Regions from separate parts of the Homo sapiens genome. Here all the other regions are linked to region 2. A link is an interaction called in ENCODE POLR2A ChIA-PET data of the cell type or tissue named here. Cell type or tissue: GM12878. All regions are shown on one strand. Links, peaks and the distances in the headings refer to the core of each region. The heading gives the core; the rest is flanking DNA.

Region 1 (4,592 bases), core at 745-3,244, 140 kb before region 2:
TATTCTGGATATAACTCATTTTTTAGATATTTGCTTTGCAAAGATTTTCTTCCCCCAGTGTGGGATTGTCCTTTTATTCTCTTGTGTGCCTTCTGAAGAGCAAGAGCTTTAATTTTGATGAGGTTCATTTTATGAAATTGTTCATTTACAGATTGTGCTTTTCTTGTTATATTTAAGAAATCTTTGTGGCCGGTTGCGGTGGTTCACGCCTGTAATCCCAGCACTTTGGGAGGCCGATGCGGGCGGGATCACCTGAGGTCAGGAGTTTGAGACCAGCCTGGGCAACATGGCGAAACCCCGTCTCTACAAAAAATACAAAAATTAGCCGGCCACAGGAGGCTGAGGCAGGAGAATCACTTGAACCTGGGAGGCAGAGGTTGCAGTGAGCCGAGATGGCGCCACTGTACTCCAGCCTGGGCAATAGAGTGAGACTGTCTCAAAAAAAAAAAAGAAAAAAAAAAAGAGAGAAATCTTTGCTTAACCCTAGTCACAAAGGCATTCTACTATGTTTTCTTCGTATAGTTTCAGTATTTACATTTAGGTTTGGGATCTATTTTGAGTTAACTTTTGTATGTGGTGGAAGGTATGTTCCTGCTTTTTTGAAGTCTTTTTAAAATGTCTCTCAGTACATATTTATAATTATACCACAAACAGATTGCACACCTTTTGTTAGTTTTATTCCTAGTAATATACTATCCTTGATGATCCTGTAAATAATTTTTTTAAAAAACATTTTTTTTTACTTCTGGTTGCTGATATACAAAAATGTGAATGATTTTATTTGTATTAAATTTGTATCTACCAATATTGTCAAGCTTTCTTATTAATTCTAATAATTCACCTATAGATCCTTTTGGATTTTCTATATATGAAGTTTATATCACCTGCAAATAATGACAGTTTTAGTTTTCCTTTCCAATTCTTTTGCACATGACTTATAATTGTTATGTTTTCTAGGTGAATTGACCCTTTTACCATTACGAAGTGATCCTCTTTTCTTTTGTACCTTTTTTTTTTTTTTTTTTTTTAAGACAGAGTCTCACTCTGTTGCCCAGGCTGGAGTGCAGTGGTGTGATCTTGGCTCACTGCAAGCTCTGCCTCCTGGGTTCACATCATTCTCCTGCCTTAGCCTCCCGAGTAGCTGGGACTACAGGCTCCCACCACCACACCTGGCTAATTTTTTTGTATTTTTAGTAGAGACGGGATTTCACCGTGTTAGCCAGGATGGTCTCCATCTCCTGACCTTGTGATCCGCCTGCCTCAGCCTCTCATAGTGCTGGGATTACAGGCATGAGCCACCACGCCCAGCCTTTGTAACTTCTTTTAACTTAATATCTACTTTGTCAGCTATTAATAACATGGATATTTACAATAATTAACATACTATACAGAGGTTTTCTTTTGGTTAGGATTTGCATGGTTTATATTTTTCTATCCTTCTGCATTTACACTTTATGTGTTTTTAATGTATCTTTTGTAAAAAGCGCATAGTTGAATTTTTATTTTAAAATCATGTTGATAATCTTTACCCTTTAATAGAATAATTATATAATCAATATACTATGTATCTTTGGGTTTACATTTACCATCTTATTTTGTTTTCTATTTGTCCTGCCTGCCCCATATTGCTTTTTGTCTCCTTTCTTGCCCTTTTCTTGGGAGTAACTGACTCTAGAAAAAAAATTAATTTTAATTTGTAAAAACATCTTTTCCCATTCTTTTAGTGATTACCTCAGAAGGTGCAGCACGCATTCTTTTTTATTTTGAGAGACAGGGTCTCAAACTCCTCGACTCAGGTGATCCTTCCACCTCATCCTCCTCCTGAGTAGCTGGGACTACAGGTGTCTCACCGCACCCAGCAACATGCATTATCAATCTACCAAAGCCAAAAGTTGATCAAAACCTTCAACTTCCACCAAAACAATGAAAGATTCTTAAATCAGTTTGACTCCACTAACTCCCTCCTGGTGTAGATGCTATTGTTTTATTTAATGCATGTTTATTAATTCCGTGTGAGTGTGTGTGTGTGTGTGTGTGTGTGTGTGTAGATAGATAGCATGTGAGTGTGTTCAAACTTGTGTAACAGTAAGAGTTTAGTCAGTAAAACAGAAATGACTCTAGACACGTCAGGCTGAAGCCGCAAGACTGGGGACTTTTCCCTGACTCTCTACGTGTCGTACTCCTACTTGAGTATATCCTTTTCTACCCAATGTAATAAATTCCCTTTTGTCTCACAAAAGGAAGTTGCGGTTGTCACTTCCATTTCTAGCGGTGGAAGGTTGGCCCACACCGTCTGAGGTGAGGGATCAGGGGTGGTAAGTCAGATGGGAGAACTGGGACATTCCCTGTCAGCAGCTGATTGGGGACTGAGAAGGAGCCCATATTCTTTAGAAAAGAACCTTCTACCAGTCCTGTAATCAGGAAGTGGCCCAAAGGATGATGGTGCCTTCCTGATGCTGTGTGAACGTGGCAGTTCAGCTAGGGTGGGCTGCCCCCCTAAATCCTCTGCAGGAGACACCCTACTAACATGACCCCTGTTGTGGGGTCTGCCTCACAGGGAGAAAGCATTGAATTTGAAACCTGGAGGTGTGACCCTGAATTGGTATGACCCTAAGTAATATTTCCTCAACCTCTCCAAACCTCAGTTTCCACATCTGTAAAATGGGGAGAGCAATACTTACCCCCAACGGGTTGCTGGACGGTCAAATTAAATCACTTATGTTAAAAAAATTAAAAAAGCCTAGCAGAGTGTCTGTGTGTCATATAATGGAGCTAGATCAAACCATCCGCAACACAGGCAACACGAAGGACTGCTGGAAGGATGGGAGGGCCAGGGGACTCGTAAGAAATACTGAAGAAGAGCCGGGTGCAGTGGCTCACGCCTGTAATCCCAGCACTTTAGGAGGCCGAGGTAGAAGGATCACTTGAGCTCAGGAGTTTGAGACCAGCTTGGGCAATATGGCAAAACCCCATCTCTACCAAAAATATATAAATCAGCCTGGCATGGTGGTGTGTACCTGTAGTCCCCACTACTTGGGAGGCTGAGGTGGGAGAATCGCTTGAGCCCAGGAGACTGAGGCTACAGTGAGCCTTGATTGTACCATTGCACTCCAGTGTGGGTGACAGAGTAAGACTTTTTCTCAAAAAAATTAAAAATAAAAGAAATAACTGAAGAAGGAGCAGCAGAGAGAAAGAGAGAGAGGGAGAGAGAGGGAGGGAAGGGCCCTGGGTCCAGGGCTTGGATAAACAGCCCTGGGTTTATCCAACTCCCTTTACTCTAATTCAAGGCTCACCAGGCAGCCTCTGGTTATTAAATTGTTTTCCTATTGACCTTGGTCTGGTCCTGAAGACAGGAGCGACCTACTGGGTATTAGGCAAGTTCACACATTGGTTGTTTATTGCCTTAACTCTGCACAGAGGTGTCATTAGCCTCTTTTTTTCCAGTGAGAAAAACTCAGAGACACTAGGGGGCTTGCTCAAGGTCATTCTGCTGGGAAGCAGGAAATCCAGGATCTGTCCGGCCCCAGCATTCTCTTTCCCACCACAGCACACTTCCTCCTAGCAGCAGGTCCAGGGCCCCCAGCACGGGTACCTTTGACGCTGAAAAGCCATGCTCTCATTGCAGGCTTCTGAATGGGCATTCAGCTTTTGCAGTGGAATCTTAACTTTGGGATTTAATTCCTCCCTTTTCTCCTTCCAGCCTGAGCCCCCCCTCTGCCCATCCCTAGTGACTTGAGAGAAATCAGGCTCTAGAATCACCCAGACCTTGAACCAGTGTGACTCAGCAGCCCCAATGGAGAGGGCTGTCCTCTCCAGCAGCCCCTAAGCTCCAGCTGTCACCACTGGCATTGCTTCACTTGGAGAATCTTTTGTAACAGTGATGGGCCCTGCCAGCTGAAGGTGTTAGGAGGCCTGCCAAGTTGCCTGGGGCTGGAGGGTAGGCAGCAACCAAGCCCACTGCTGGGTTTTTACAGCTTCCTACATGTAAGGTGACTAATGTGTCCCAGTTTTCTCATCAAATTCCCAGGAAATTTGGGACGATTGGCCACCCTACCTCCAAGTCCAAAGCACTGTCTTTGCACCGATAGCTATGGTGGGCAAGCCAAGGGGTGGATCCGTTTGCCTCGTGGGTCCATCCTTTGACCCAGACACTGGGCAGGAATGGGTACCTGTCACCCAGCTTGCCTCCAAAAGCCATTAATAGGCTCAGAATATGTGACCCCTAAGCCAGTCAGCCCAGCTCGTCCACTGTCTCAGGGACCATGGGGTTAAGGGAATAACTGTTTTAGGAAAAAAGCAAGCTGGATTTTTTCAACTTCCTTTTCCTTGTCAATGTCCAACCACTCCTGCCTCCTTAACAATGCTCTGTCCATCTTCTGGCTGGCCTTCCTATCAATTTTCTCCTGATGGATTTGCTGCCGGAGAGGTCACCTCTGGCCTGGCTCTTATGAGCAGTGTGCCTTATGGCAAGCATGTGCTCCGGGGCTCCAGGGACAGCATGACCTTGGCCCTGCTCCTTCAGCTTCTGACTCTTGGGAGATCAATGCATGGAGAGGGAGCATCCACGCTAAGGAATGAGTCCCTCTCACGGC
Region 2 (4,592 bases), core at 1,294-3,793:
ACCTCCAGCCCCAAGAACTGCGAGAAAATAAGTGTCTGTGTAAGCCTCCCAGCCTGTTGTGTTCTGTCAGGTCAGTCCCAGCTAAGACACACCCCAGTCCAGGCTGCCCTCACCTCTCACCACCCAACTCTGAAACTGACCTGACCAGGCCACCCCCAGCTTAAAATGCTTTGGCGTAGTCCCCACAGTCCCGCTTACCATTGAGCTAGCTGGTTCGTAGTTCCTCCCCATGGCAAGGCCTCCACACCTGCTGTTCCCTCTCCTGCTTCCGCCCTGCCCTCCCATCTCCCTTACCTGGCCAGCCTCTCCTCCTCCAAGTCTCAGTTGAAGCCTCCTCAGGTGAGTCTAAGTGCCCTTTTTATACCCCATGATTCTCACCATTGGCTACACCTTGGAATCACCTGGGAGCTTTAAAAAACATCCCAGTGTCCAAGCCCCACTCCCCACCAATGGAATCAGAATTGCTGGGGTGGGATGGTTTTAAGAACCTCTCTTGTACATTCTAGAGGCTCCCTGTGCCACGAGCCCAGCACCTCCCCTGCACCCCGCATCTGTTAGGTGCTGGTAAAGCATCTGCTTAGTGAGTGAATGTGATAGATCCACCCTTGGCCCCCTAGACTCTACACCACCTGGCTAGGCTGCAGCCCTCCACTATCCCCCTCTCTAGTACCCTGAAAGGGCTGTTTCTCCAAGTCTCCTCCCCATGGCAGTTCCCTTAGATCCTACAGTCTGAGTTCCCTTAGATCCTACAGAGCTCTGTTGAAAGGCTCCTTCCTTGAGAGAAGCCATACCTGATGCCTGAGTGGGCTCAATCCACTTGCCCCCAGCTCCTGAAGCCCCCCATATCTTCCTCTTGGTAGTGCTCATCACCCTGGAAATGAATTATGTCTCTCCCCTCCCCCAGGAGCGTGGGGACTTCACGGGGCAGAGGCCTTGCCTGTACCAATTCCCAGTGCCTGGCACACACAGTGGTGCTCGGTAGATGATGCTGGCGGGTTGAGTGATTTCTGTGCTCAGATATTATCCACCCATTCATCTGCTTTGGCCTGGGCCCAGCCGATGACCCTAAAGGGCCCTCTAACTGAGGGCCTGGTGAGTCAATGGAATCCAACAATGAAACACCTTTAGCAGGTGCTGTGGCCTCAAGGGGGCACAGGGATGACATCATTTTTAATAGGACTGTAAGGAAATGTTCTGCAAAATGGGTGAATGGGGAACACACCTGTGCAGAGGAGAGGGTACAGCCTGTACACACAGCAGTGCTCGCTCCCACCTCTCTCCAGGATGGTAAACTGAGGCAATTCCAAGGACCTCCTTCAATAGGTGTTATGAGTTGAATTGTGTCCTCCCAAAAGATATGTTGAAGTCCTAAGCCCTGATACCTATGCAAGCTTACTTTGGAAACAGGGTCTTCGCAATGTAAAGACCCTATTTGTAATCAAGTAAAGATGAGGCTCGTTGGACTACTTATCTGAAACTCAAGTTTTACTGGGCATCCTGTATTCTTACTAGCCAAATCTGGCAGCCTAAGTTGGGAAGGAAAGAAGGAATATTAGGAGGAAGGAGGGAACTGGCCAGGTGCGGTGGCTCACGCCTATAATCCCAGCACTTTGGGAGTCCAAGGTGGGTGGATCACTTGAGCTCAAGAGTTCAAGACCAGCCTGGCCAACATGGTGAAACCCCGTCTCTACTAAAAATACAAAAAATAGCCAGGTGTGGTGTTGGGTGCCTGTAATCCCAGCTACTTGGGAGGCTGAGACAGGAGAATTGCTTGAACCCAGGAGGGGGAGGTTGCAGTGAACCGAGATTGTGCGACTGCACTCCAGCCTGGGCAGTAGAGCAAGACTCCATCTTTAAAAAAAAAAAAAAAAAAGAGGAAAGAGGCAATAAAGATCCAAGAGGACACAGCACTCCCAGGATTTGGAGGTGACGTCTCCTGAGCCAGGAGGCTAAGTCCAGTGAGTGAGGAACTGTCTGCCCTCCCTGGAGGACTCATGGCACCAGGGCCTGCACTGGGAGGTGGAGGGCCGGGGCCACCTGTGAAGCCACTTCCATGCCTGGAATCCTGTAATAGAGGAAGGAGCAGACAGAAGGCAGAAATCCAGGGGTCTGGTTGACTCAACTGGGGACCACCTTGGTACTTGATGGTGTGGCAGAGACAAGCACTGGCAGGTCTGAAGCCAGTCCTGAATGGAGGCATTGGGCCGTCACCCTGGGGAGCCACAGCGGCGGACATGGAGGGAGCATGGCACTGGGACCCCACTGGACCCCTAGGAAGACCTCAGTGGGAAAGAACATAGCCACACAAAGGACAAAGTTTCCAAACATCATAGCCCTGTGGCTGGAATGGTGGCATTAAAGAGGCTTCTGGGATCCACGTCTTCTCCCCTAGGGACTGAAGAGTGACACCGCCCCACTCCACCCTGCCCCTGGGGGACAGCACCAGCCACCCTGGGAACCACAAACTTGGTGGGGGGCAGGGGGGTTGCTCTTTTTAAGGGAGACCATCTGTCCCTGTGAGCCCTGGAACCAGGCCTCTTCTGCCCACCCTCCCCCAACCACAGAAACTCATGGTTCAGTCAGGCGAGAAGAGCAAACTGTTTATTTACACCTTGGTCTGTACAGTACAGCTCCCCGGGAGGAGCCTGCCACCAACAGCCTGTTCCTTTTGGGGCAGAAGCAGGTTGGAGGCAAAGAGCTCAGACCCTGGACAGCCTCAGGGCCTCACCCCCACTGTCCCCTCCCTGGGGCCCACAGGGCAGGTCCCACCCCAGCACTAAAGCTAAGCCTGTTTCCAGACAGAGCCTCCTGGGGCAAAAAAGTCAAGTTGAATCCCACAGAGTCAGAGGCCATCTAACAAACCCTTGGGCATGAGGCCACATGTGTAGTTCATTCCACGTAGGCCTCAGAAGACCCAGCCAAGAAAGTGGGAGGAGCTGGAAGGGAGCCCACAGCTGTGAGTCCTTGGCAATGCACCGTCCGCTCCGTGACATCAGTTGGTATTTAATGGCACTCTGGTCTGAGCACCTCAGCAGACAAGGAAGGGCTGGGCAGGTGTTCACAGCAGGCAGGGGCAGCAGCTAGCACCTCTTCCTTCTGCCCAAGTGGGGCCCGCAGCTGTTCTAGACACCAGATGTGGTGGCCTCAAGGCAGGCCTGTGGCCGTGCACCAGGAACCATGGACAGGGCTTCCTCTGGGGGCAGAGACAGTGCACGGAGCGGCTGCGGTCCCATGATATCCCTGCTGGGGCCAATGCCCCAGGTTAAAGAGTGATGCTTTGCCCGACATCACTAACAATGCAGGGAAAGCTCTGTGGGAGAAGCTGCTTTACACAAAGTTGCCCTTTTCTGGAATGCAAGGCTCCTAAATTAGCTGCAGGCTGGAGGAGGGACTAAGTGGGTCCTAGCCCCCCATGCTTAAGACAATAATGAAAGATTCTGTACAAAGTTACCAAGTCTACAGGCTGAGCGAGCCAAGGGTAAGTGGGGCCTGATCCTTGTGGACGAATGTGCCCGGGAGAGCTGGCCTCACCTGGGGGAGGCACGTTGAAAAAGTACACATTTACAGGGCTCGGGAAAGGCCAGGGAGATGAGACGATGTAGAAAAGGAGGCAGTGGGCAATGTGGAAAATCCTGTACAGTGGCGATGGGGAAGAAAAGGCACAAGGACAAAGACCCCAAACCATGCAGATGAAAACAGCCTGTGCAGCACAGCAAAGCGGATGGGCCCCAGCAGGAGGCAGGGTCACCCTGGGGACAACAGCACTTGGATCCTGCAGGAGACATGGCCTGGATGCCATCCCCAGCTGGTAGCTCCGGGGCAGACATCTCTACCTTACAGATGGGGAAAGGAGCAACCTACGAGGTCGGGGCAGGGAGGTCATATGGGAAACCTCGCCTGGTGAGCATGGTGACATTATACTTCCCCAGGGTCTACGCTTTTAGAAACAAATCTTTCTAGAAGGCAGCCTATTTTCTCTGGTGGGTAGCAGAGAATATGGCAGAAGGGCCTCAGAGTTGTCCTGCCATGCAGGTAGGGCAGGCTCCTGGTTCCAGCCTCTCCCGCTTCCTGCTGGCTGCCCCATTCATGTGTGCACCCAGGGCAGGAAGTGAGGACCTGGCAGGTCCCTAGGATCAGCGCTCAAAGTCATCCACTGACGGCATGGCCCTTCTAACTTGAGGCCCCTTGGCGCAGCAGACCTCAGTCTTCCTAGCCAGCAGCGTCACCCTAGAGGGGATTTCCTGGGTCCCAAAGGGAGGGCCAGAGTCTGGGAGAAAGGACTGTGGAGGATACCAGCACTGAGTCCTAAGTGGCCCCTTTCCTCAATCTAGAATCCACAGTAGCCCTTGAGAAAGAGTCGCTGTGGATCTGCTGGGCAACCAAAGTCATTTTCTTGGCATGGTGACCACGCAAAACTTTCCTGGTATGATCACATCGAAAGTTACTTTTTGTTTTTTTAAAAAAATAAAGACAAGAGTTTCACCATGTTGTCCAGGCTGGTCTCGAACTCCTGAGCTCAGGCAATCCACCTGCCTTGGCCTCCCAAAGTGCTGGGATTACAGGTGTGAGCCACCGTGCCCGGCCTAGAGTTA
Region 3 (4,592 bases), core at 745-3,244, 150 kb after region 2:
AGCTTCAGTTTTTCTACCTTGTAGAGGTCCTTCAGGCTTTTAATTTAAAAAAGATTGCGTCATGCCTCGCCCAGCGCTTGGCACAGTACCTGGCACCTGGGTGGTGATTATGTGTGTCAGTATGGAGCAGTTTAGAACCAGTCTAAAAGGGGGAACATTTCTGTATTTTCATCTGTGAGCCTTGACTTCATTGTCCATGTTGTCTGGAAATGGGGCAGGATTCAGTTACTTCCTGTTCACAACCTGCTGGGTTTTTTTAAACCCATGAATAATTATCACTTTGAAGGGGAAGAAGGTGCCGTGAACTTATTTTCCTTCTTCACTGATCCCAGAATATGTTTCTGTGAGCAAAAGCAGAGAGGCCCCTGCTTGGAGACACAGCCAGCCCTGCCTGTGGAGTGCTGAGGACCCTGGCTGGACTAGGGCACACTTGGGGTGCAGGGGGGCACCTTGAGACCTCATCTTTCCTCTGCTGCATGAGCTGTTGATGTGAGGGGTATCCAGAATCTTCTCTGACCCTTAGAAGCAGGACCGGCTGATTGCTAAAATTCCTTCCGGGATTCTAAGAAGAAATGCCAAAACCTAACTTATTCTACCCAACTGGGCTCCAGATCCTTCTGTCAGCTGCAGAAATGGCCCCTGAAACTAACTTCCAGGCAGGGCACCAATATTTCCCTCCTGGCTTAGGAAGCAGTGTCCTTGGTGAGTCAAATCCACTCACATTCCCTGGCTTTGAGCCTTCTCTACTGCCCACTTCTGCCTAAAAGAAAAACTCAATCCTCAGGGTGAGCGGCAAGCAGGAAGGCCCTTTACAGCCTGATGCTCTCCATTCTGTAAAACATGGCTGGGCAGTAACATCATCTACTATACTCAGTTTACATTTATTGAGCACTTACTATATCCCAGGCATTGTGTGGCATAGACTCCAAGACAGTGACTCAACATGGAATTGATCAGTGAAATGCCTGGCTTGCCTTGCATATGCTGTTCCCTCTGCCTGGATTGTCCTCCCTCCACCACCCCCACTGCCATCCTTCAAATGCCACCCCCTCCAAGAAGCCTTCCCTGAGTCAGCTGCCCTTACTGCTCTGCCCTCACAGAACTTTGCAGACTCTACAGTGTGTTCGTGATGCACACACAGGGATGCTCTGCCCATCAGCTGTCTCCCCTGGCCAGGGCGCCCAGATGTCTTCTCAGGGATGATGGGATCATTCCAAGATTAGGAAAACAGACACAGGGTCAAGAGCCGAGAGTTAAGAGGCAGGTGAAGGAAGTGCTGTCAGAGCCATAGGAGGAGCGGGAACAGGTGCCTGGAAGCCAAAAGAGGTGAGGAAAATGACTGAATTATAGTTAAATGTGCACATCCTTCACCATGTATTTCTTTTTTTTTTGAGATGGAGTCTCACTCTCGTTGCCTAGGCTGCAGTGCAATGGCGTGACCTCAGCTCACTGCAACCTCTGCAGTGTTCAAGCGATTCTCCTGCCTCAGCCTCCCGAGTAGCTGGGATTACAAGGTGCCTGTCACCATGCCTGGCTTTTTTTTTTTTTTTTTTTTTTTTTTTTTAGATGGAGTTTCGCTCTTGTTGCCCAGGCGGGAGTGCAATGGTGCGATCTCAGCTCACTGCAACCTCTGTCTCCCAGGTTCAAAGCGATTCTTGTGCCTTAGCCTCCCAAATAGCTGGGATTACAGGCACATGCCACCATCCCTGGCTAATTTTGTACTTTTAGTAGAGACAGGGTTTCTCCGTGTTGGTCAGGCTGGTCCCGAACTCCCGACCTCAGGTGATCCACTCGCCTCGGCCTACCAAAGTGTTGGGATTACAGGCGTGAGCCACCACGCCCGGCTACTAATTTTTTGTATTTGCAGTAGAGATGGGGTTTCACCATGTTGGCCAGGCTGGTCTTGAACTCTTGACCTCAGGTGATCCACCTGCCTCAGCTTCCCAAAATGCTGGGATTACAGGCATAAGCCACAGTGCCTGGCCGCCTACGAGCTTCTTGAGAGCAAGGACCATTCCCCATCAACCTTGTTAACCTTGAAAGGTTGCAAGCTGTTGAGTAGAAGTTATAAAATAACAGTGAAGGTTTAGGGTTGGCCTACGGAGTTGACAGCAGTTCACCTGCACCACTCTAAACTAGTTATGCTGATACTCCCCTAAGGAAGGAAAACAAACCCAGCTCCCTGTAATCCGAATTAGTAAAGAGCTACCTTTTGATAAAAGGAAAAAGATAAAGGTAAAAACATCCAAGAGGTGGTAGTTAATGTAATACCTAAACTCTGCTATCATAAACATCCTTTTTAGTACAACTAAAAGTAAGCATTATCCTCATCTCTTAAAACCCTTTTTGTTTTCAAAGCAATAATCATTGTAAAATGCTTAGAAGATAGACACAAAAAGGAGTAAGTGAGCCATACATATTGTTAACATTCAATACATTTCCTTTTCTTTATCCTATGCAAAAACTATACACATATATTTGTATTTATATAATTGGGAATTAGCCCTCTTATGTGGTTTTAAAACTCTTGATTTTATTGGAAGTTCCCTCCCAAAATTTAAATATTATTAGGCCATTTTTAAAGGCTGCATAAGGAAGTGGTCAGCTTCCAGAAAGTGCTGGATGAATGTAGATAATTTAACCAATATTTTGGTTGTCTTCAGGTTTTCTGATATTATAATACTTTGATGAAAGTCTTCACTCTTTTACCATTTGTTTCTCCAGAATAGATTCCTAGATAATTACTAGGGCGAATGGTATGGACTTTTTTTTTTTTTTTTTTTTTTGAGACGGAGTTTCGCTCTTGTTGCCCAGACTGGAGTGCAATGGCGCAATCTCAGCTCACCACAGCCTCCGCCTCCCGGGTTCAAGTGATTCTTCTGCCTCAGCCTCCTGAGTAGCTGGGATTAACAGGCATGCACCACCACGCCCGGCTAATTTTGTATTTTTAGTAGAGACGGGGGTTTCTCCATGTTGGTCAGGCTGGTCTCAAACTCACGACCTCAGCTGATCCACCTGCCTCAGCCTCCTGAAGTGCTAGGATTACAGGCATAAGCCACCACGCCCAGCCAGTATGGACATTTTTAAGGCTGGTAATACAGAGAGATGAGGCCATCTGCAGGAAGAACTCATCGCACCACATTCTTGACCTGCACCAAGTATTAGTTAAGTGTCTTTGCTAATGTGACAAGTGAAAATATGTATCAGGTATCCCATTGTTTCAGTTTGTATTTCTTTTTGTTTACTAATGAGTGTGATGACCTTTTCCATCATAAACAGGAGTTGGTACAATATTTCTGTGGATTGGCCATTCATGTTCTTTGCCCATTTTTCTTTCTGCTTAGGTTTTTTCTTTAGATGAGTTTTTATGAACTCTTTATAATTCCCTATTGGTTGGCCTTTTAATTTTGTGTGTGATTTTTTTGGACATGGGGACATTTTAATGTTAGGCAGTCAATGCGGGACCCTTAGGATTTCTGCTTTTAAGCTTACACTGCTTTTTTTTTTTTTTTTTGAGACGGAGTCCTGCTCTGTCACCCAGGCTGGAATGCAATGGCACAATCTCAGCTCGCTGCAACCTCCGCCTCCCGGGTTCAAGCAATTCTCCTATCTCAGCCTCCTGAGCAGCTGGGATTACAGGCACATGCCGCCACGCCCGAGAACGTATTGTATTTTGGTAGAGAGGCCCATGTTGCCCAGGCTGGTCTTGAACTCCTGAGCTCAGGCAATCCACCCGCCTCGGCCTCCTGAAGTGCTAGGATTACAGGCGTGAGCCACTGCACTTACACTGCTTTTAAGCTTACAAAGTCCTTCCCTATTGTAGGAGTCATTAATGTTCTTGGCCAATGTTTCCAGCTCTTTCCCTTTTGAACAGAGGAAGATAGTGATTTTTGACCCTTGTGACTTTGTGAAGCTGTGTGTCAAGTTCTGGCAATGACTGTGAAAAGTGACTGTGTATCTGTCCTCAAGCCTTTAATTGCTGATGCAAGAGCTTCCAGATGCTGCTCTGTCCAATCTAGCAGCCAGTAGCCACATGTAACTATTTACATTTATTTAATATAAAAGTTTAGTTTCCCATTCTCACTAACCACATTTCAAGTGTTCAATGGCCACATGTGGCTAGTGGCCACTGTCCTGGACAGTGCAGATATGGAACTGGTAATACAGAAAGATGAGGCCAAGTGCAGGAAGAACTCATTGCACCACATTCTGGACTGGCACCAATATTAGTTAAGTACGTCTTTGCTAATGTGACAAATGAAAATGGGACCCCTCTGTTTCAGCTTCCAGCAGAACATTTCCATCATCACAGCGGCTGGACATTACAGCCTGAGCTCCTTCCCTCTGGCATGATGGCTAGCCATTTGTAGATCAAATGAGTGAGTGATCAGAGATGGCTGATCACTCACTCTGGAGTCCCAAGACATCAGGGTGAGCAGAGCCTCCTGATAACGGGTGATGGACATGTAGCAGAGGTGAGAAATAAGCTTTTGTGGCTTTGAAGCCAATACACTTTGGGAGTTACTCATGCTTGTCTTTTTAAATAAAAAAATCAAAGCATAATCTGGACCTTCTAGCCTGTTCCACTTTAT

Evidence for each region. Peaks named below come from ENCODE experiments on the same cell type or tissue, not always from the same donor. Only the 100,000 strongest peaks of a DNase experiment are listed, where the experiment ranks them.
Region 1: POLR2A ChIA-PET joins it to region 2 with 8 read pairs; 2 of 35 experiments call an interaction of 5 or more read pairs at or near these places.
Region 3: POLR2A ChIA-PET joins it to region 2 with 5 read pairs; 5 of 35 experiments call an interaction of 5 or more read pairs at or near these places.

Annotation. Positions count from the first base shown.
Region 1 is chr17:31,677,885-31,682,476 of GRCh38, reverse strand. No RefSeq gene overlaps it. Among named protein-coding and RNA genes, the nearest start is that of MIR365B, 100 kb to the right of the region's middle. RefSeq lists enhancers at 2,072-2,181, 3,924-4,425. In GM12878, for the core only: no CTCF peak of the experiment used is centred there; a DNase peak (open chromatin) is centred at 2,166; H3K4me3 peaks cover 690 bases.
Region 2 is chr17:31,536,205-31,540,796 of GRCh38, reverse strand. It overlaps RAB11FIP4 (RAB11 family interacting protein 4), which reads right to left. Exons shown (of 15, transcript NM_032932.6): 15 at 2,586-4,592. Among named protein-coding and RNA genes, the nearest start is that of MIR4724, 3.6 kb to the right of the region's middle. RefSeq lists an enhancer at 2,338-2,407. In GM12878, for the core only: a CTCF peak has its summit at 2,659; a DNase peak (open chromatin) is centred at 2,566.
Region 3 is chr17:31,382,195-31,386,786 of GRCh38, reverse strand. No RefSeq gene overlaps it. Among named protein-coding and RNA genes, the nearest start is that of RAB11FIP4, 7.2 kb to the left of the region's middle. In GM12878, for the core only: no CTCF peak of the experiment used is centred there; no DNase peak of the experiment used is centred there.